Linked DNA regions of Mus musculus: region 1 is linked to region 2. A link is a loop called in an ENCODE intact Hi-C map of the cell type or tissue named here. Cell type or tissue: heart. All regions are shown on one strand. Links, peaks and the distances in the headings refer to the core of each region. The heading gives the core; the rest is flanking DNA.

Region 1 (11,685 bases), core at 1,701-9,700, 74 kb before region 2:
AGAGAATGACAGGATACTCACATACATACAATAAGCAAATCTTTTATTTTTTTTAAATCGGATGTATCTGATAGAGATACATAAACTCAAGATCTCGGGATAAAGAGCATGAATTCTTCTCATGAACATAAGAATGTGTTTCCAAACACCACAGATGATGAGCTTATGAAATACTTCTCAACAAATGTGAAAGGACAAGCAATGTTCTCTACCGCAACATACTTTATTTTGTAATAAAGAGCAAGGTAAAATGTGAAAGAAAATACATTTATTGGGCTATGGTTCGTTTGGTAGAGTGTTTGCCTGGCAAGCACAAAGTCCTGGGTTCAATCCTTGATACTGGGAGCAGTGGTACACATCTGTACTCCCAGCATTGAGGGAGTGGAAGCAGGAAGATTATAAACTGCACATTTGGAAATACTTCTAGGTAGCACATAGGTTTAAAACAATTTGTATTTAAAATTTTTAATATTTATAATTAAGAAACAAAATACGTCAATCTCATCAGCAACGCAAAGAATATACTCTGTGTTGCTTGTTTTGTAAAAGATGCAACAATACTTGAAAAGTATAAACAGAATAAAGAACAATAAAGAAGAACGTAAATAAAGACAATAAATTAAATTGAAAAAAAACTCTTTGAAGAGAGACTAACAAAAAAGTATCTCTACAAGATTTACTTGGGAAACAAAAATAAGAGAAAGAAGAAACAAGCAATGTCGAAGACAAACAGGTGTCGCAGAGATTAAAACATCAATGAGGCTCTGGAATGACAACACAAACTGAACCAAAGGCTTAGAAAAAGCAAGCTAAAGCTGACTCAACTGTAACTAGAAAGCATGGATAATCCTATCTTCATAGAAGACATTCAGATAGCAATAAAATATCTTTTCCAAAGGGAAACAGAAGCGGTCTTACAGGTATATTTTCTAACAAACAAACAAACAAACAAACAAACAAACAAAAACAAAACTCCTTCCAGATGTTCACAAACTACTTTAATAATAGTGGGAAATAATAAAAACAAGTGTCAGTTGTTACCTGTATTAGTCATTGCTATTATATCCCAACTGCATGGCAAGGAAGGCAAGATGCCAAGAGAAAGAGGCTGCAGCTAATAGTGTCTGCTGTCAGGAGGTGAAGCCTCCTATAAAACCCGAATACCTGCCCCTAGTGAGCCATCTCCTTCAGTCAGTCCAATCCTCCTAAAGGTTCCACACCCTTCTGAGATAGCACCACCATATTGGGGAACAACTGTTCAAATATATGAGCTGGTGGAAGATGTCACTTTTAGATTACAATTCACAAACTGGAAAAGGGCAGTACAAGAAAAAAAAAAATGACACCATAGCATAAATGGCACATCATGAACAAGTTAGACTAGCTGCTAGGATGGACACATGGTCTAACCTCAGACACCTCTCAGCATAGTTAATCATACTGCTTAATTACATGTCAAAGCCAAGACTCTCTCATAAATGAGAAATACTTAACATAGTAATATTAATGTAATGCATGTTTGTGAAAACTATAAGAAGGAAAAAATCCTTGCTTTATAAAAGGTCCTATGCTTAGCTTACCTTATTCCTTATGGGAATATGTTACAAGTATTCTCATGTAACTGAGGTCAGATTCCTCTACCCTATAGTGCACAATGGAAACAGAAGGCTTATATGTTTATTAATTTACTTGTCTTTTGAGACATACAGCTCAATATAGCTGAAGACGGCTTTGAGTTCTGATGATTCTGTTTTACCTTTACTAGGAATATACCCATGCCTGTTCTTAAAGTAGACTTTTAACAGGGAGGGGAATATATATATATATATAGAAGTCAACTTGATCTTAAAGTAAGTTCAAAACACCATAAAGACATTATTATAGAATCTATCTGGACAAGGTAGGTTAAATATAAAATCAATACAATGAAAATAATGCAATCAGGAAATGCTTAGAAAACCCAATTTTAAAATTCATTTAATGCAGAAAAAAAAATTAAATCTGAAAGGTCGCCAATATGTTCACAGAAAAATATTAGAGATGAGGCGAAGATATCAAAAAAGCTTTAAGTAGACAGTATTCATAGGTTCATCCTGTAAATGCGTCTTTTACTCAAATATCTTAAGGAGGGGGAAGATGATAGTAGAAGCTGTGCGATTATTGGGGGTGGAAAGGTTTAAGGGGGATGGTGTGAAGGAGATGGGAGAGAGAAGGAAGTAGGAGGGAACTAGGGATAGAAAAGACGATTAAAGGAAACGAGGCAGGAAATGGGAGAGGCAACCAAAATTATAGAGCTGTAAAAAGGTACATTAAAAAACCCACTACTTTGTAAGTTAATTAAAATATGTAAGCATGGGTGGGTCATGCTGTTCCCAAAAGCCATGGTTTACCAGACAAAAATTTTATTACCAAATCCTGAAAATTCTTGGTCGAGGAGGCTGTGGTGGTTGCTGTGGTGGTTTGGATGTGAATGGCTCTGTAGGCTTGTATGTTAAAAATACTTGGTTCCCTAGAGAGTGGAACTGTTTGGGAAGAATGAGAAAATGTGGCATGGCCTTGTTGGCAAAGGTGTGCCACATGAGGTCAGCTTTCAGGTTTCAAAAGGCCACATCAGGCCCAGTCTTGAACTCTGTGCCTGTTCCCCAGAGATCAGGATGTAAAGCTCTTAGCTACTGCTCTAGCACTATGTCTTCCTGCCGTTATAGTCTTGTATTAACAGCTGAAACTGAACCCAAGGCCCCAGTCAAATGTTTTCTTTTATGAGTTGCTTTTGATCAAGCTATTACTTCACAGCAATAGAACAGTGACTAAGACAAAGGCTCCAGAGGCCCCCTAAACACTATAGGCCATTGTGCTTCGCTTGGTTGACTGACTATGGAGGTTTGAATAAGATGGCCTCCATACACTCATGTGTTTGAATGCTTGGCCTATAGAGAGTGGTACCATTAGGAAGTATGGCTTGTTAGAGTAGGTGTGGCTTCACTGTAAGGGTGGGCCTTAGGGTCTCATATGCTCAAGCTATGCCCAATGTGGTACACAGCCTCTTTCTGCTGCCTGCAGATCAAGGTGTAGCTCCTTCTCTAGCAACATGTCTGCCCACATGCCACCATGCCTCTTTTCATGATGATAGTGAACTAAACTTCTGTCAGCCAGCCTCAATTAGGTATCTTCCTCTATAAGAATTGCTATGGTCATGGTGTCTCTTGACAGCAATAGAAACCTTAAATAAGACACTGACATAAAGATATGGCAAGACCTTATTTTTAAAGACACCATCCATACTCCTTGGGTGTAGGACCCAGAAAAGTCAAACTGGAACTGACCTGGAAATTTTCTCCGTGCTAGCTAGCATTCATGGCCAAACTATGCTACGTAGGCTACTCCGGGATGAAAGTCATCCATGGTCTCATTCAGTGCTGGACCTTGTATGCTACAGTAATGGCCTTCCAGGCATGATATACCCACTGGTACGATTAATAGTGGCAAGAATGTTAGTGGAGGGGTGATGGCTAAACCTGGTTGTCAACTTGACTGGATCAGGTATTAACTAACACACAAGCTACTGGGTACTCTTGTAAAGAACTTTCTTGATCATGTTATCTATATCCCTAGCCACTTATGCTGTCTTTGGGACATAGTATGGCCATTACAATCATGAACTCATGGCAACCATGGTTACCTACAGAAGATTGCACATCTTCTAAAGTTCTAAAGGACTAAAAAGCCCATAAAACCACCAACACCTAGCTAAGGAGTTGTTGGCAGGTAATGGTTGCTGGTACAAGGAAGTCCTTTTCTTTGGGGGTATAGCATTGAAAAGTTGCCTGCAATTCAGTATACTATACCACAATCATGCCCACAGAATCAATCTTACCCAAACTCAGTGTGCCATAAAGGGTAAAGGAGAGATTGGGACTGGGGGTGTTCCAGAGAAAGGAGGAGGAAGAGAAAGGCAAATAGAGAATTAATATAATCAAAATACATCATATACATAAAGGGAATTGTCAAAGAATATTTTTTTATTTTGAAAATAAACAAAATCAAGGGAACCGAGAGGGGGCAATGGCTGGAATGCAAATAATAAAATTATAAAAAGGAAAAGGAAAATAAGCAAAATCTCTTAATGAGGGGCCCATAGAGATGGCTCTGTGGGTAAGAACACTTACTACACAAGCCTGAGGATCCTAGCTCAGATCCCAGCAAATGTAATTTAAAAGTCCCGTCGTCCATACCTTCAGCCTGTCTGAGATCCTTATATGCCTGAGACCCCCCCCCCCACTGCAGTCCCATTCCCACTCCAGACTCTAGCTGTCATTCCACCCATACCTGTTGTCTAAAGAAAAATCAGGGGCACACCTCCTGCCCCCCACCCTCGACTCCTGAGCACTGGCTATGGGATTTACAACTCTACAGAATCTCTGCTCCTCAGATTAGAAATGTCACCTAGCCCTACTTCTGAAACCCACTCAAACACCAATACTGAACTGCCCCAAGATTGAACCCTAAGTCCCCAAAAGCCTGGTCTACAACCTGAGAAGTAGGAATAACCAGAAAACAAAACCACAAAGAACACAAATGACCAAAAGGATAGATTTCCATTAACAATGATTTTACTCCCTGAGAAAAGAAGCTTGGACAATGATTTCAAAGTCACAGTAATAATATGTTCAAGGAACTCAAGAAGGATGTGAATAAATGCTGAAATTAATACCATAACAATACAGTTGAATGGAATAATAATAACAACTCAATATATAGAAATAGAATTTAGCAAAAAGATAGAATTTCTGAAGAAACCCCCAAATGAAATAAAACATGTCATGAAAAATTCAGGGAGAAACTCAGAGGACAGTCTCAGCAATAGACCGGACTAAGGGGAAGTGAGAATATAAGGTCTTGAAGACGAGGTAGAAGAAAGAGTTCACTTCACCAAAGAAAATGCTAAATGCAAACACAGACAGACAGATAGACAGATACACACGCAAACAAACATATATAGGAACTCTGGAATAACATAAAAAGATCAAAACTGTAAATAATAGATACAGAAAAAGAGGAAACTTTGGGTCAATATAACATAACCTAAGGAAGGAGATGTCTATTATGGTTCAAGAAGTATATAGCACACCAAACAGAACCAGAAAAGAAACTTCCCAAGTCATGTAATAAACAAAACACTAAATGTGCAGAAGAAAGGATACTTGCAGCTGCAAGAGAAAAAGACTAAGTCACATAAAAATGCAGACCCATTGGAATAACAGCTGATCTTCCAACAAAGACTGTGAGAGCCAGGGTCATCTAGAATAAATAAACAGAGAAACTCTCATCTCAAGTGACCTCATAACTCAAATGGACCTCACAGGCATCTACAGAACACTGTACCCAAACACTAGAGAAGCAACTGATGGAAATTCCTCCAAAGTGGACCACATATGAGGAAGCAGAGCAAGTCTCAACAAGGAAGAAAGGTGAAATCCCATCCTGCACTCTCTGAGACCACAGATGAGTAAGCTGGATTTCAACAGCAATAGAAAACACAAAAAATACACAAACTCACAGAGACTAAACAATACTACTGAGAGATAACTGACTTTAGTATGGTAAACCATCCTTGCAGCTCTGAGATGTGAGCCAACCTGATGGTGGTGGACGATTTTCACTGTGTACTTGAATTTAGTTTGCAAGCATTTTCTCTTGAGAATTTTTTCCCATCTGTGTTCATCAGAGGTACTGATTAATCAGACTGTCGTGGACATTGACCACTGGACCACAAGATACTGCCCAGGAAGGGACCTGCTCTGATTGGTGGATGCCAGATATGCTATCATCTAAGATAGCAAGGAGGGAAGGTGAGGAAAGGAATTACTTAGTAAGCACTGTTTGACTTACTGCTGCCTTGACACCACCAGGCAAGCAGTCAGTGGGACTGCCCTTATGGCTGTATGGCTACTCTGCACACTCCCAGCATGCCCCGAGGAGGCTATCTATCAAAGCTGCTTGCTGCTAGGGCAAGGGTCAGGCTCCTACGGGCCTGATCACAGCCCCAGGCTCTAAAACAGCTTTTTTATTTTTCCATCCTAAGTCTGATATGTCTAGATGTTTCCTTAATCATGTCCACTTCCAGAGCAGTAGCAGTTCTCCTGGTCGCCAGCAGAGGGCCTGTTGTTTTTGGCCTGAACACAGCAAGAATGCATATTTTGATAAGCAAACATCCTTCACTAAGAGATGTAGGTTAGCTGCTGCTCTCCTGCCCCTCTGTGCTGCAGCATCAGGACCAATCACAGGATACATTAAGATGCATTCCTTAAGCACTTTTGACTGCCATCTTTAGGAGAAGGCTGAATTGGGGGAGGGAGGGTACAGAGAATGAAGATGACATCAGTAACCCTCTACTGTGGTCAACATGTACGCAAATGCGAACAACGACTATATCAAGGAGACACAGCTGGGGGCTTCTGAAGAGCTGCTCCATCTCAAAGCACAGGAGCTGGAAGGCCAGCCATGGTTGGAATGCCAAGCTTCTGTACCCACTTTAGAGCCAGAGCTCTGGCCTCTGCAGTCAGCACACTGAGACGGCCAATGCAGTCAGAAGCAGACGGTCACAGAAGCTACCTAGGACCCACGCTGGCAGAGCCTCACCTTGCCCACCAACAGTGTCTGCCCAGACAGATCAACAAGGCCAGCTGGCTGGTGGTGCTGACAGCTCCCTATAGCAAGGACTCCAGCATCAGACAGACAAATGGAAAGCATCAGGCCAGAGCCCTGGAGCTGGGAGGCCATGACAGTCCCTAAATACTCCCTCTACTAGAGAGAGTCTGTTCAAGTCTGCTCCTAGAAGTTGGGGTTCAGAAACTAATTTGAAGGTCAAATGGGATTTTAAAAATTGTGGAGCACACCTGATTGGCTGAGGGGCTTGGGGGAACTGCTCAGGGAAGAGACAGGGGAGGTCAGGTAGCCAAATGTGGGAGTTCTGCTGTGCCCCAGACTGCAGAGCACAACAGGAGAGGCCCAGCACCAGACTGTGCAAAGAAGCTGTGTCTCAGCCTCAACTTCCTACATTGCCTACTTCCTCAATTTCCTACAAAAATCACTTGATATCCAGACTGAGCCCTCTCCACCATGTTCAAGGGATGAGTCACTGTGGTGACAGGCACGGTGGAGGTGACACTGGGTACAAGTCATGACTTTTTGATTTTCTTTCAATTTCACACTCAACAGACTAAAATCAAAACAGGGAGCAGGCAAGCTGATCCAAAACTGGTGCTCTGTTCTATTTATAAGCCCAGAAGAACAACTGACACCACCCACGGAAACCTTGATTGTCACAGTGTCATATAAATTTGGTGGTGGTTGGTCACAATGGTTACCCGAAATGTTTCCATTAAAGAAGAGCTTCCTAAGGTGCTGTGGATGAAAAAGATTCTGTAGAAAAACGACTGAGGGAAAGACTGGGTATGAAGCTCCTTATTAAGGGAGTCATACTGAAACAGCAACGGTGCCAAAACGTCCTGCAATGTGAACCATGGTTTAATCTTCGCTGTCCTGCCATACAGAATGATATGGAGTCCTGTATACATGCGGGTAACACACAGGGCTTCATTGGCTGTTCTCCTGTGGCACAGCATGGTGCCGGGTAGCCAAGCTGACCTTGAACTTAAGATCCTCCAACCTCAGCCTCCTGAGGACTGTGATCACAGGCACACTGCACCTCACACAGTTCTAACTGGCTGAAGGCGTTACCAATCAACCTATGGATGACATATATATAGAAGACATGACCATTATTCCAGGATAAGATGAATAGAAGCCATCTGTGTCTTAAAATGCATAAAAAGTATTTTAAAAAAAAAGGAGAGAAAGAAAGGAAGAGGAAGAGATGAGAGAGGGCGGGTAGGAAAGAAACAGTTGAACAAAGACAGGCGATGAGGGCTGTGATCATCGGGGCTCACTACAGCCTGTCACAGGAAACTGAGTCAACCCAGGCAGGCTTAAACAGGAGTAAAAAGACCACATATAAGAGAACCACTGCAAACAATGCTAAACAATGTTAAAGTACATCTGTGTGTGTGTGTGTGTGTGTGTGTGTGTGTGTGTGTACGCACACAAACATGTAAGTTCGTGTGTGGTTTTGAGTATGTGAGCACATGCATGTGTGCTCATGTTCGTGTGTGTGCACTTGTGTGTGTGCACGGAGAGGAACTAAGTCCAATGGGGAGGTCTGAGGACAAAGGTCCATTTACTTAAAAACCTAAAGTGGACACGGCTGAAATGCATGAACTTCTAGTTAGGTGGTAAAACTTAATGTTATTTATCTCACACGTAAAGCTATATAAAACATTTTCATCTGAAAGGCTGCACACCAGAGAGAGGGCTCAGTGGTTATGACCATCTGCTGCTCCCTCAGAAGATCAGGGCTCTGCTCTCTGCTGGACAGTTTATGTCAACTTGATTTAAGTTAGAGTCATCTGAGAGGAGGGTACCTCAATTAAGAAGATGCCTCCATAAGATCAGACTGCAGGCAACCCTGTAAGGCATTTTCTTAATTAGTGACTGATATGGGAGGGTCCCGCCCATTGTGGGTGATGCCATCCCCCTGTGCAGTGGTCCTGGGTTCTATAAGAAAGCACAGGAAGAAAGCCTGGCACCTTCTCAAGCTGGTAAGCAGCCCCCCTCCATGGGGTATCAGCCCCTCCCTCCTGGTTCCTGCCTTGCTTGAGTTCCCGGCTGGCTTTGATGATGATCTGTGATGTGGAAGTGCAAACCAAACAAGCCCCTTTCTCCCCAGGTTGCTTTGGTAATCACAGCTACAGTAACCCAACCAAGATAGGTTCCCAGCACCCACATGGTGGCGTCAGCCATCTGTAACTTCAGCTCCAAGGGAGCTGCTGCCATCTTCTGGTCCTGCGGGTACCAGTCATGCTTGCAGTCCGTACACATACAAGCAGGCAAAACAGTCAAACACCGAGAACAGAAAGAAATAAATCTCTTTTAAAAGAGGCGCACATAGGCATACTCAGGAAAGGAGGCTGGGGTGCATGGCGTTGTGATGGCCTCTGCTGCTTTACAGTTCTCCGTTCCTCTACAATGAACAGTGTGTGTATTGTGCCATGAAAGGCCAACGCAGCCAGGAGCCAGGAACAGAGACAGGTCCCACGGGTACAGCGTGTCAATCCCAAGGTAAAACAAACAGTGGCCTGGCAGGTGGAGAAACAGGAGTACAAGGAAAAGGACATACCTAACGCTACCTGTATGCACGAGGGACAGCCAGGACGGTGACTGCTAAGCTCAGGGGTGGGGGCTGGGGGTCACAGTTAAAAAAAAAAAAGCATAGAGCAAATTAATACAAAAGGTGTTAATATGTTAATAAACAAACCAACTTATAAAACACACCTTCATATCACTCGTCACAAACAAGGACTAAATTTGTAAAATGAAACTCGGAAGTAGTGCATTTTTTCCCAAACCTAGTTCTAAAATGAGAATTTTCAAGCAGCTTCTAAAATATTCGAACACTACTTTAAATCCCTAATCTAAATCCTATCGGTTCTTCATTGTTCCCTGAGAGCTTTGGACAGCGGGAACCTTTCTTGGGGTGCTTTCCAGTCCTGGGCTAATATCTCCTTGTCAGTGGGAAGATGTTAAGCCTCAAATACCCTGACATTTACCATACTAAATTATTAGGTACATATTTCTTCCATCCTCCACATAATTATGTTCCTTTAAAAAAAAAATGAAGCCAAGGCCTTGTTTATACACAGCAAGCACACACTACCACTAAACATCACCACCAGCCCTTATATCTTTTCCTCATGAGTGTATTTATTTTGTGTGTAGTATAGGCATGTACGTAGTATAGGTTTGTGCGTGTGTCTGCACATTTGTGTGTGTATACATATACATGAGTATGTGTGTGCACACAGGTGTGTGTGTGTGTAGAAGCCAACGGTCGACAGTGGATATACTCCTCTATTGATCTCCCCTTTAGGTTTAGAGACGATGTCTTTCACTGAATCTGGCCTCACGACTCCAGATAGCCAGCAAGTCCTGGCAGTCCTCCAAGTTCTCTGCCCGTCTAGAACTGGGATTACAGGTGTGTGCTGCTGCAGGCAGCTTTTCCTTTGTCCACATGAGTGCTGAGAAGGTAAACGCAGGTCCTCAGGTCGCCATGGCCAGCACTTTGCCAACTCAGCCTTCTCCTAGCCCTCGTGTGTGTCTAATGTCTTTCAGACTGTCTATGCTCTTTCAGTTCACCATAGTTGAGCAGGGTTGGGAAGAAAGCTTTCTCTCCAACTGCTGTGGATATAGTGCTGGTGTTAGCTGACTGCTGTCGCTGTTTAAGGGTTACGCCATACCCTGCAAACCTTAGTTGAAATCTTAACTGCATCTCAGAATAGGACTATATTAGGAGGCAAGATCTGTAAAGGTGTGAGAGCAGAGTTAGGGTGCAGCTTGAACCACTGCAACTGGAATCCCTACTGGAAGAGGAGACAGGGACAGACAGGCACAAAGAGAGACTACATGGAGCCTGAGAAGACTCCACCCACAAGCTGGGAGGTAGGCCATAGGAGGAAATAGCCCAGCTGATATCTTAAGCTTGGATTTCCAACAGTGGAAATGAGAGAAAATCATGTGTGGTCCTACAGCTTGACTATAAAGCAGCTTGATTCACGGAAGGACCAGAGGCCAGCTAGGGCGGCCCACACACGGGTATCCTTGTGCTCTTTCTTAAATTTGTTACCCGTGTGTTCTGACGGTTCAGGGCTACGTGGTCTGAGTGTGGACTATTACCACCACAGAGCCATAGAATGGAATTCAAAGTGCTCTATCCCTGGCCACATTGTCCCTCTGCTCCAAGTCTGTTCCTATGAGAACCACAGTGTCATCCCATCTAATGACTGACAGCATCCATCCATGATTCCTGGAGAATGGGCCTCTGGGTGGGACTGAGGCAGCATCTCTTTCATGTGTGAGAATGGACTCAATGACCTGCCAAGGTCTTTTTCTGGTCCATGGCTCTGGGTACAGCTGCAAAAATAAACTTATGGTTACAGCAATGGAAACAGGCCTGTAAATACAGGTCGCCAGGACGCAACTCTGTGACACAGGCAATGACAAATTCCCAGTGTGCATTTGCGTGACTTGCACATTCTCTCTGGGAAAGCCTGCCCTGGGATCCTACAAACAGAAATGTGGGAATACTTTTGTCCAGTGAGTATAATGCCACAGGCCAGACTTGATCTTCCCTCCATGTTCCCTCGACATTTTGGCCAGAGACCAATATATCTTTAGTAATTCCTCAAGACCCATGGGAACTGAATCAAGGGAGGCTCTCCACATCACACACACACACACTCACACACACACACACACACACACACACACACGCACACACGGCTCCCATGGAAAACAGTGCAGTGCCTTCACAGAACCCACATACAGCCTTGTCTGTGTTTCCTGTTGCTAGCCTTAGAATCTGCCATACCATTGCTGTGCTACTGTTTAGGAAATAGTGACCAAAAAGAAAACAACCATCACATTACACACGTTCAGAAGAGATGGATTTCTTCTTGTCAAGTTTCTGATCAGTGCTGGCTGAGTCTGCAGAGGTAGAGGATGGCCAGTTAGACGGGCTGCCATTTTCTAGAAGGATGCAGTTCCTTATTACCTGAGACCCCCTCAGACGCC
Region 2 (11,685 bases), core at 2,106-10,105:
AACCAGCCAAAAACCAAAGGTACAAGAAAACCAGTTAGCTATGGTGGACTATTACATACCGCAGACATTATGTTATTGATTATGTGCACACTTGTATTTGCTGGTATGATAGTCATATTCAAGATATAAGATGAAGGCAATTGATTAAGAAGGTTACAAGAGAATACATAAAAAACCAAGAGAATACATAATATGGTCACTATTCTCACATGATGTCCAGGTCAACAATGGATTGCAATAACAATGGTGTCACCGATGGCTGCAGAACAATCTTAGCTTGTTCAAGCACACTCCAGGAAGCTCATACAACCAAGATATTACCTCAATAAGAGACTGGAAGATGCCTCCTAAATAAGTATTAACTAAGTATTAACTGTGGCTCTAGGTAGAAAAATCACCAAGCGTCCCCCTTTTTCTGGTCACCCATAAGGTTATCATTCCTCTATGATAAATATTACTTATGCAACTAAAAATAATGGCTAAAAATAAACCGAATTCTGTGGGAAAATAAACGTTTATTCTAAAAATTATCTCTAAAGTTAGAAAATGAGAGTTACATTTGCTTCCTGGACAGAAAGGAGAGTTTCGATTTGCTAGACATCACAGCCTCCCCAACTCGGCAAGGGTCAGGGGTCCCTGAATGGAGGAGTGACAGATCCTCTCTGTGTCCCCAGAACCTGCTCTCTGAGCTCAGAGAGCTCTCAGCACTGAGCCAGACCATAACCTCCCTATTTCCCATCACCACAGAAATAGCATTGGAAATAATCTGCTCTTGACTACTAATAAAAGGGATGCTTACAGATCCCTCTAAAACAAATAACCACAAATTACTGTTTTAGTCACATGGCTACTAATTTACTTTTTTAAACAGCCACAAGAAAACAATGCTTCTTATCACCATTATTAAAAAATTACCAATCAGTGTTGATGAATTCCTCTGGTGGAAAAAAGTGGGAGGGGAGGTGATTAATTGCTGCTCAAGGGAAAAAAAAAAAGGCTCCCTCACAATGACTTGCAGAAGGTCTGGGCTGAGAGAATTCTCCAAGAAAGTGAGGCTGCCTCTTGCTGACTGCAGAGAACAGGCAGGCCATCTGAGGGGAGACGGGACAGGCCTGTAGAGTAAGGGGCATGGAGAACCAAGGGCAAAGGGCCTTCTCTGTCCCTCTGCCAGTCTGTCATGAGTGGCTCAGTGTGGTCTGCTAGCACAAAAGCCACACCTCAGCAAGAGGGCCTGCCTGGGCTCCCAGGACTCTCTCTACTGAAGAACTTAAGGGGAGTCTCTGGTCTGGAGAAGCCTGCTGCCTCTCATAGAAAGAGGCTGCAGAAGCCTGCATTGATCTGAGAAGTCCAAATCACAGCCAGCTTTTGCAAAAGCAGGTGATGACTAATCTAGACTTGTTCTGACTTTTCCCCTCTGGTCCTATTGATTGCCTGATGGCTTTCAGAGACCTACTGAAGGACAAGCCGTCGCTTCAGGCAAAGGGTCCTCAGTGGCTTCGGCCAGAGCAGAAATGCCAGCTATGCCAAAAGTTCCTAGAGCAGCCAGGGCTATAAAGAGAAGTCCTGTCTCAAATAACCAAAAAAAAAAAAAAAAAAGTTCCTAGAGCCTGTGCAGCCTCATGCCCGGCCGGGGACCACTGTTCCTAGAGCCTGTGCAGCCTCATGCCCGGCCGGCCGGGACCACTGGCCGATGCCTGGACTGCCTGCAGTTCAACTGTGCAGGCTGCGCTGCGGCAGCGAGGCTTGGCAAGGCTGCAGGAGAAACCAAGCCCTCTCAGCTCTGTCTTGCACACTAGCAGTCGAGGAATAGAAAGCAGAGCTCTGGAGGCAAAATTCATCCTTCCACCCCCCAACTTAGCACCTCTAAACCCACACAACCCAGCGCAACCCAAACAGCCTTGCTCGCACCTACAATGTTACCATCTACAAGCCTGGGGCTCCTTGCTTCCTCTGGAACTCTGCCAGCTTTCCTCCAAGGGCAGACCCCTCGCAGAGCAGTTGGGTAGTCGCCACTGGAACCCATTTCCAAGACCCTGTACATAGAAGGCTAATGTCTTCCAAAGACTGGGTCAACTTTCAAGAAAAACGATCAGAACCTTCGTGGTCCATCTGGTGAGCCCTTCACCAGGCCAGGCTCTCTCCAACCTCATCCCAGCCCTCTAAGATGGCGGCTTACTGTGCTCCCCACCTACAGACCGAAAAACAAGTCCTTAACAGGGGCTGACTTCCGGTTCTTGTATCTTCTCTTCAGGGGCTGACTTCCGGTTCTTGTATCTTCTCTTTCGCCCTGTGCTAAAGTTTCCGCTCAGCTCTGTGTTTCACCCAGGACAAGCCAGATATCACTTCCAAGAAGAACAGGCTCTCAGGATGGGTAGAACCCCAAGTAGACTCTAAGTTTCAACAACAACAACAACAAGCAGCAAATGGCGGCATGCATGAGGCTGAGCCCTCCTTCCAGTCCACAACCCAGCAGCTGCTGCCGCCCTTCGCTCCTCCAAAAAGGCAGCAGCAGGTGCTCTCCCTGCGTCTTTGAACTACTCTCCTTGAGTCCTCTGCTTACAATGCATACATCTTTTGATCCAGTTGCCCAGGAATTTCAGAGAACCCTCTGCATGCCACACTGTCTCTGCCTCCAAAGGAGCTTACAAATCGAGCTGGGAAGATGATCGGCAAGTTAAAGATCACACAACAAATGAACCATCAAAAGCGCAGCACACTCTTAGAATTCAGGCTCCAATGAACAGAACTTCAGTTTGCCCGGCACTGTAATATTCCCAGATCAAGGCACTGTAATATTCCCAGATCAAGGCATTGTAATATTCCCAGATCACGGCACTGTAATATTCCCAGATCGGAATAGTGTGTGGCCCAGAGGAGACAGCCAGTGATTTTACACTGAATAACTGAGCACAACATGCCATCCAAAAAGAGTTAGAATGCTGGCCCAAAGATCCTAAAGCTACTCTTAGCCATTTTTCTGGGGTAACTCCACCATCATTACAATGTCTATATCTCCAAGGGGCAACCATCACTGTTCTCATTTTGCTAATAAAAAAAAATGTGCAGAGAGCTAATCACAAGATCATTAAGCAACCATGCAAATGTGTCCCACTTGATAATCACTTGATAAGCAGGCACAGGCTGGCCAGGGAGAACTTTCCAGAGTAGGGTCGGAAGTGAAGAAACACATATGGGAAAATCAAGGCAGAAACATGTGAAGATGACCAAAGCAAGACCTCATGTAGTCCAGGTTGGCTTTGAACTCACTATGTTGCCTTCCCAATTCTACCTTCAGGCGGATTACAGGTATGTATCACCATGTGGTGCTGAGGACTGAACCCAGAGCTCCATACATGCTAGACTCTTCCTATAGTTGCTATGCTAAGTTGCTGATTTCTACTAAGATATGCCCAGTTCTGAGAAGATAAGCCAATGCCCAGAAGTTTTTCATTTGTAATAATCCCAAAACCTGTGAGTTACAGAAAGTGAGCTAGGTGGGGAGTGGTGGAGAAGAGCAGCTCTCAAGCTCACCTCTCTACCGGAAAGAGGTCACTAAGGCCTCTCTACAAAGCACTTTATGACATCACACCTACCATCCAGACTTCCAGCACTATGAGCTGCTAGTGAGTGGAGATACTAAGAAGCAAATCATGGCCCCTTTCCCAATGCACAGGTTGAGTCTCTCAACATTCTCAATAGGAAGAAGAACCCCCACGCTACCTCCTTTCATTCCCATCACTGGCCAGAAGTAAACCATTTCATCTTGGCAATAAATATTGACCGAGCACCAACCGTCTACAAGGCACTGCTCTGTGCCCTTGGCATGCGAGGGTGATCAATACATTCTACTGGAGACAGACGGGCAAAAATCAAAAAGGTACAAGCTTTCAAACTGTGGGGAGTAGTGGACAAAAATGAAAAGAATGATGGGTAAGAGTGAGGGAGCAGGGGTTTTATCTGAGCCTGAGAGCCAAGTGCTGATTGATGAGAAAGCAATTTGGGAAGACCACATCCTCAACCAGGTAGTAAAAATTGGTGGTCAGCAAGAACAAATCTCTAAAGTGGAGCTGGGCTTCATGTGTCCGAAGCACAGGAGTTCAGGGACAGGGAGACAGGAAGACAAAATGAGCATGCTGAGACAAAGGGGGGTCCAGAGGGATGTGGCTACTGAAATGCTGGGGCTGCTAAGCAAAATGATGGCACTGGAAGTGTTGAAGCAGTAGAGTATCCTAAACTAATTTTTGCTTCAACAGTTTACTCTAAACTTCACCAAAACAGACACAAGTCAGGCCTCAACTTTGTACATGTTGGTCATCCACCTAAGCGCTCAGCAGCTCTGGCATAGCAGGGTGCAGCCCCTGGATTTGTACTTCTAAGAATGTTCTTTGAATACATAAGACTACTTTTTACAATAATAATAATAATAATAATAATAATAATTCAGTCTGCTTTTGCCTATTTTTCATTTCCTCCACGAATGACAGTGAAAAATATAGTTCCTATGCCCATGCCTCAAAAATCTCACAACTTAAAAACAAGTCCTGAAGGAAGATAGGAGCCAGGTGTCTGGAAGCAACACGAATGCCTTCCCTGAGACATCTATATCCGAGCACCAATCTCTAACACTCCAAGAGAACACCAGGCTACTAAGTGGACTGAGAATACTCCATGAGAAACAGCAACCTGTGGTCAGAGTGAGGGGCCCACCCCTGGGATGTCTACTGCCATCATGTATGCCAGAGCCCAGGGAGTGTGATCCAGAAGCCAAGACAGTAAAGAATGGTCAGCTTGACAACCAACAGCTACACCCCCCAGTACCAGGAAAGCACTATCTCAGCATCCAACATACCAAAGACAGTCCACGTGAGGCTATATTTGTGGCAATACCGTGCCAAAAATCTGGGCTAATCTGACTCTGCTATTCATAAATTCCCCCCTCATGTTAAAGCACATGTGTTTGGGAAGGGAAAATGAATCCAAGTCTAGTTTAGAAGCTTGGAAACGCTTAGGTTACTTGGAAACCATCTGGAGTTCCTGAAAGCATGAGAAGCCATCACATCCCCTGCCCTCAAATGCCCACTGTAACTAGGGCAGTATGCTTCCCTCATGTCCTCTATTCTCCAGGGAAGTCCCCACCCCCACCCTACCAGGTGCCAGCTCAAGCTCCATTTCCCACCCAAGAAAGGTATTTGGTTTCTCAACAAACCTGGCCGAGAGCACTCTATGTGTGGAGCCTGCACTTGAATTGCACCCAAGGCTTGGTTCTTCCCTTTCTGCTTACTTTAAACTGCACACCTAAATTCCTTTAACAACCACACAGAAATCCGGCCCTGGGCACACAGATTCCATGAAAAATCCCCCTCTATCTAACAAGCCTGTGTTTCAAGAATGTCTAGCTTTGGACGGGACCCACTAAGAATCCTTATGTAACCTTAATAGATCTTGGCACCCCACAGATCCGCTCCTGGAGACACTGGCCCAGATCTAGTCCATGTTCACCAAGATGAGAGCAGTCTGGGTCCTGCAGATTCCTGGGGCCAAGCTGTTCTGGACTGGGAGGGAGGAGAGACTGTCCCATCCCCTACCTGGCTGAGAGCCTCTGATCCTCCTCTCTCTGATCCTCCTCTCATCTTCCAAGGGAGTTGAACCTCACTTTCGCAGCCTCCCTCCCTCCCTCCACTGAAATCAGTCTTGGGACCGAGCCTACATCAGCCAGCACCTTCCCCCTTCTCGCCATCCTTTCCCCACCCCCAAACGCTGAGGAAAAAACAGCCAGGAAAGTGATCCAGCATCCCATACAGTCACAGCCCCTGAAAACAAACAGGGCTCCAGTGGGGAAGGAGGGTGTCGACCAGGCCCAACACTACCTCAGGACCCTAAGCAGCCCTGAACTGGGCGCAGGGAGGAAGAGATCTCCAGAGGCAGCCAACGACTCGGCAGCCAGCAGCTCCAGCAGAGCAAACACCTGTTTCCAGGAAGAATCGCTACCAGAGGAAAAGGGAGTCCCGAGGAAAGGCAGAGAGGGCGAGGTGAAGGGGCAGCTGGGGACGCAGGTGAGGATGCGTCACTCTCTGAGCCTAGACCGGCGAGCGAGAAGCGAGCAGGGGTCGGGAGAGGAAAGGTCTCACCAACGACCCGCGCGGACCCAGGAGGGACGCACAAGCTCCAGGCCGGGCAGCTCCATCACCTGCGCCTGGCAGATGCAGCCCCGCGGGCGTGCCGGCCCTGGGCGGCCAGCGGGTGACCTACCTGCCCACCGTCTGGTTGGCCAACTGGCGCATGCGGTTAAACTGCTTCTTCATCGTGGCCCCGCTGCCGCGCTAGCCCGGGAGCTGGGGAAGGACTGAGCTGCCCGGAGCCCACCGCAGGGTTACATGGCTCCCGCGCCCAGCCTCCCGGGCGACGGCGGCGGCACTGCGGAGCCTGGGGAGCCGCCTGGCCCGCGCCCAGCCTCCCGAGAGCACCTCCGCCTAGTCCGCCCGCCGCATCCTTCTCTGTGCCACGCCCGGGGCCGCCCAAGGCGCCCGGCGGTCAGCCCCAGCTGTAGCTAGCCCCCAGCCCCAGCCCGGCGAGCGAACCGGGGAGTCTCCGCAGGCTGGCTAGCCAGCTGGCCGGGTGGTCCCCGTGCGCCTGTGCGGAATGCGCCGTGCATGCTGGGACTTGTAGTTTGCCGCTCCCACCTTTCCTCTGTCCAAAGTTTGTAGGGACAGCTTTTGTGCAGAGGTGAGAGAAGACAGTATGACCAAGACGTTTAGGCTTTAGCCTTGTAGTAAAGGAAATACTTTCGTGCTTGAATAGTGAAACCAACGACACAACAACAAACAGAGTAAACGTCTGACTCCTATTTTCTCTCAAGCGAATGCGAGATGTTCAGTGTTGAATTCATATGAAGATATGTTAGGCAGATGTGTTCGTTAAATTGTATAAAGTCACCTTATTGGTGTTCAATCACAGTGTTAAGCTTGGGACAAAGGGGTTTCGAACTAGGCGTAGCATGCATCCCAAAATGCCATCCTTAATCTTTTTCAAACCCAGTAAGTAACCAAAAGTTTACATAAGATTGAATCAGTAACGTCTTGTCTACTAGCACAACCTGAGACAGCTTTCTTGTATGATTTAGATTCTATTACCATAGCTATGTCCATCTCCTTACCGCCACTAGACCTGAAATGGTATCAGCTGGGCAGCCCACTGGCATTTACCAGCTGGTTGAAAGAAATTGTGGCTCATTAGACTTGGAAGGTGGCAGGTGAGGGGGACAGCAAATGGCTCAATAGGTAAAGAAGCCTATTGACCTGTGTTCAGTGTCTAGAACATACACGGTAGGAGAAAATTAACTCCTGCATGTTGTCTTACGTACACACACACTAAATAAATATAAATAATGTAAAAAAAAGAAAGAAAATCACATGTGATCTCAATTAGTTGTCATCTTTATATATATCAAGTCAGAGTTGTTGGGCAGTAGAGACATTGGATCAAACAAATGTGAGTCTTCCCATTAGAATCTCACATATTTAATCAGCAATTTTAGGAAAACTGCTGGGACTCTCTCATCTCCAGCTTCCCTATCTCAAGTAGAAAGCACTGCTGTTTGGTAGATGGAAATGAAAGAGTGCTGTTTTCCAAATCTAACTACATACAGGCTATCATGTAGTCCACTGTGGCAGATACAATGGAAGATAGCATAATGGGAAAATCCAGGATCATTCCTATTATGAAAATAGTTTAAAAAAAAAAAAAAAGGAAGAGCATCCATCTATGACCCGAGATTCTCTGCAGTGTGTTGATTACAGTAGAAAGATGCCCTAAATATGGATGTAAGTGTCTTACTGGCCAGCGGAACAAATGATGGTTTGAGGCATGTTTTGGCTGAATGAACATGAAATCTTTAATTAATTGTGAGCTCAGCCTCTGCTTATTAGGTCAAGAGTTCTGGTCAATTAGCAGTGAAGGCATCGTGCTTGTGACTGACTGTATGTGGCAACATACAGTCATGTCAACGTCATGTTTATATAAACAAAGTACTTCTATTTTGAGTTTTTAAAAATCCTTTATTCATTCATTTATTTATTTATTTATTTATTTATTTATATTTATTTTAAACTGCAGATGTTATTCCCCTCCTGTTCCACCCTCCGACCATTCCACATCTCATACCTCCTCCCCACCCCCCTTGTCTCCACAAGGATGTCCCCACCCCCCACCCCACCAGACCTCTAAACTCCCTGTGGCCTCCAGTCTCTTGAGAGTTAGGTTCACCTTCTCCTGACTAAACCCAGACCCAGCCGTCCTCTGCTGTATATTTGTTGGGGGCCTCATATCAGCTGATGTATGCTGCCTGGATAGTGTTCCAGTGTCCAAGAGATCTCAGGGGCCCAGGTCAATTGAGACTGCTGGTCCTCCTACAGGGTCACCCTCCTCCTCAGCCTCCACAGGAGTCAGCAACTTCTGTCCATTGGTTGGATGCGAATATCTGCATCTGACTCTCTCAGCTGCTTGTTGAGTCTTTTGGAGGGCAGTCATGATAGGTCACTTTTTGTGAGCGCTCCATAGCCTCAGTAATAGTGTCAGGTCTTGGGGCCTCCCCTTGAGCTGGATCCCACTTTGGTCCTGTCGCTGGACCTTCTTTTCCTGGAGCTCCTCTCCATTTCCATCCTTGCAGTTCTTTCAGACAGGAACAATTATGAGTCAGAGTTTTGACTGTGGGATGGCAACCCCATCCCTCACTTGATGCTGGGTCTTTCTGCTGGAGGTGGGCTCTACAAGTTCCCTCTTCCCAATGTAGGGCATCTCATCTAAGGTCCCTCCCTTTGAGTCCTGAGAGTCTCTCACCTCCCAGGCCTCTGGTGCATTCTGAAGGGTTTCCCCAAACTCCTACCTCCCAAGGTTACCTGTTTCCATTCTTTCTTCTGGCCCCCAGGGCTTCAGTCTTCCCCCCCCCCAATACCAGATGATGTTCCCCTCTCCCCCCCCCCATCCCCTTTCCCTCCCAGGCCCCTCCCTCCCTCCCAAGTGGGGCTGAGGCATCCTCACTTGGGCCCTTCATCATGTTGACCTTTTTGAGTTCTGTGGACTGTATCTTGGGTATTCTATACTTTTTTTTTTTGGCTAATAGCCACATATTGGTGAGTACAAACCATGCATGTCATTTTGGATCTGAGTTACATCACTCAGGATGATATTTTCTAGTTCCATTCATTTGCCTGCAATAAAAAAAAAAATGACCATATGGTTAATAGTGCTTATCAATTTAGCAGGAGCTGGATTCACCAGAGAAACAAGCCTATGGGTACGTCTGTAAGAGAATGTTTGGGTTGGCAGAGGTAAGCAGAGCCACCTTAAATGTGTGCAGCACCATTCTCTGGGCTGTATATAAAAGAGAGAGAGTGAGCTGAGGATTATCGTTCATCTCTCTCTTCTTCCTGATAGCAGATGCAGTGTGACCAGCTGCCTTCAGGTTCTACTGCTGTGACTGCCCTGCCATGGTGGTCTGTACCCACAAATTGTGAGCTCAAATTAACTCTGTTACCTTAATTTGGTCAAAGTATTTCTTCACAGTAACATGAAAAGCCACCAATAATACCCTAATAAGCATGGCTTTGTGTACATCAGTCATGGGGAGCCATTAAGAACACTGTATGACTTTAAACAACATGATACTTGGTCGTACAACTGTGTTATTCAGTACAGTGGCCCTTGAATTGTGTGGCTGTTGAAATTTCAATAAATAAAGAGTTTAGTGTCTCAGTCATCCTGTCCATACATTAAGTGCATCTTCTGCATTCTGTCCTGGAGAAAGGATAATGACACAGGAAAAAAAATAGAAAGAGAGAGGGAAATTAATGTCAAGTCTGCACTTTTGATCTTTCAAAGCAGATGTCAGAATCACATGTAACAAAATGGAGTTTTTAAAGAAGAGAGTTTGGAATTTAAGAACACAAGCTTTTGTGCTTTCATGTGGCTTGTGAAGGCTGTAACTTCATGCTGTCTAAAGAACCCACATGCTGCTGGGGTGTTGAAGATGGTGATGCAGGAGATGAAACCAAGAAAGAGAAAAGGGAAGTAGATGGTAGTCATAGAGATTCTATCATTACCCGAAAATAAATAAATCAAATGCTACCTATCCCTACAGGAGAGATTATGGCTTATTGAGGTCATGATTACTCAGGTGATTTTCTGTGGAAAGGCAATATACACAGAATATCCTCCCTCCTCCGCTGCCCTATATCACCATGAATTAGTTGTGGGTGGTGTGGAGCTGAGTGACAGCCTTCTAGCTGGAGTAAGAAGGGCACCTTGGTTGTGTTACCACCTGAAGATTTAGTATTGCCTCACCACTGAGTCTCTAGAGGACATGTCTGGGAACGTAGCCTGCGACTTGTTCTTTTGTAGTCCATGCTTGACAGCAGGCGTAGTGAAGCTGTCTGCCAGAAGGACAAGAAGTGCATCCATCACACTGTCTATCATCTGCAGAGCTTCTGCACAAAAGTCCTTTGCCGTGGTGGGAGGCCAATCCCATGAGGAATCGCAAATGTTCCATCTCCCCATTTCCTACAAAAGCCAAAAGGGCTGGATAGGATGCTGCTGGGTTACCAATGAGCAGAAAGCTCTACAGCCAAGGTGTGGAATGGCCTGGAATGTAATTTCTGCACCTAAAGGAAATATGCTTAAAAGTGAAATTTGTTTGCAGGAGAAAAGAGGAGGGAAAAGAAGGGAAAGGAACACTCTGTTCCTTGTGTTCTTGACTTTGATCTATGGGAGGATGGCACCTCCCTGTACCTGTCAACCTTTGGCTTGGCCACAGGATTGCTCTGGCCAATAAAATCACATGCATCTTAGCTTTCTTCAAAATTTTATTTATGTGAAATTAATTTTCCTAGGAATATGGTAAGCAAGTTCATAGTCAATCATTGAGTTAGAATGGTGTTGGCATCAAATTAAATAACATAGCCCTTCAGCTGCTGTATACTATATTTCAAATTTCCAAGAACTACATAAAGTTTCTAAATGACATATGTCTCCCATAGGCTTATGTTTTGGACATTTTGATCCCCAGTTAGCGATGCTGTTTGGAAAGGTGGTGAGTTTAGGAAGTGAAATCTTGATGGACAAAGTATGTTGCTGGTGAGTGGACTTTGAGCATTTATAGTCACGTCTTTCCTCTGTTCTCTCTCCCTCTTCCTTCTGCGCTCTCCCCATTCCCTTTCCCCTCCCACTTCCCCTCCTCCCTCTTTCTGTCTGTCTCTGTCTCTTTCTCTCTCTCTTCTGTACAATGAGAATAGTCATTCATAACAGAAGCTATAGAGCTTCATATTAAACTTTCAGTAATGAATATATTTTATGCATTTATCCACTACCAAAACCAAAAATCTCCATGACAGAGTTGGAGCTAGGAAAACAATTCGCTTTATGCCCTCTTTCATAGCTCGTGTCTATCACTTAGGTTTAGTCCTTCTCCATCCCTTATATCTACTTAGCCTGTCTTCTTCCTTTTGTTCAGTTATACTGTTACTCATGTGAAAGTCCACTCATTTTCCTGCAAGTTTTAACTTCATATATTCACAGATAGCTTTTCATTTTCCATTCATCTGTTGATGGGAAATGAGGTTGATTCCAGTCCTTTTCTATAGTTAATAAAGCGGCCATAAACATGTGGTATGGTATGGAGTTCTCTGTGCATAT

Evidence for each region. Peaks named below come from ENCODE experiments on the same cell type or tissue, not always from the same donor. Only the 100,000 strongest peaks of a DNase experiment are listed, where the experiment ranks them.
Region 1: a loop joins it to region 2, with 2.3 times the contacts of the local background. A loop is called at or near these places in 5 of 42 quality-filtered maps.

The regions. Positions count from the first base shown.
Region 1 is chr11:65,082,951-65,094,635 of GRCm38, forward strand. The region is part of intron 1 of Arhgap44 (Rho GTPase activating protein 44); the gene reads right to left. Among named protein-coding and RNA genes, the nearest start is that of 1700086D15Rik, 71 kb to the right of the region's middle. In heart, for the core only: a CTCF peak has its summit at 6,124; no DNase peak of the experiment used is centred there; H3K27ac peaks cover 406 bases.
Region 2 is chr11:65,156,337-65,168,021 of GRCm38, forward strand. It overlaps Arhgap44 (Rho GTPase activating protein 44), which reads right to left and starts at 6,625. Exons shown (of 20, transcript NM_001099288.1): 1 at 6,250-6,625. The coding sequence starts at 6,302. It overlaps 1700086D15Rik (a long non-coding RNA gene), which reads right to left and starts at 3,564. Exons shown (of 2, transcript XR_003949567.1): 1 at 3,532-3,564. LOC115487730 (a long non-coding RNA gene) reads left to right here and starts at 3,544. Exons shown (of 3, transcript XR_003949568.1): 1 at 3,544-3,877; 2 at 4,485-6,053. In heart, for the core only: no CTCF peak of the experiment used is centred there; DNase peaks (open chromatin) are centred at 5,595, 6,295 and 6,605; H3K4me3 peaks cover 1,524 bases; H3K27ac peaks cover 1,131 bases.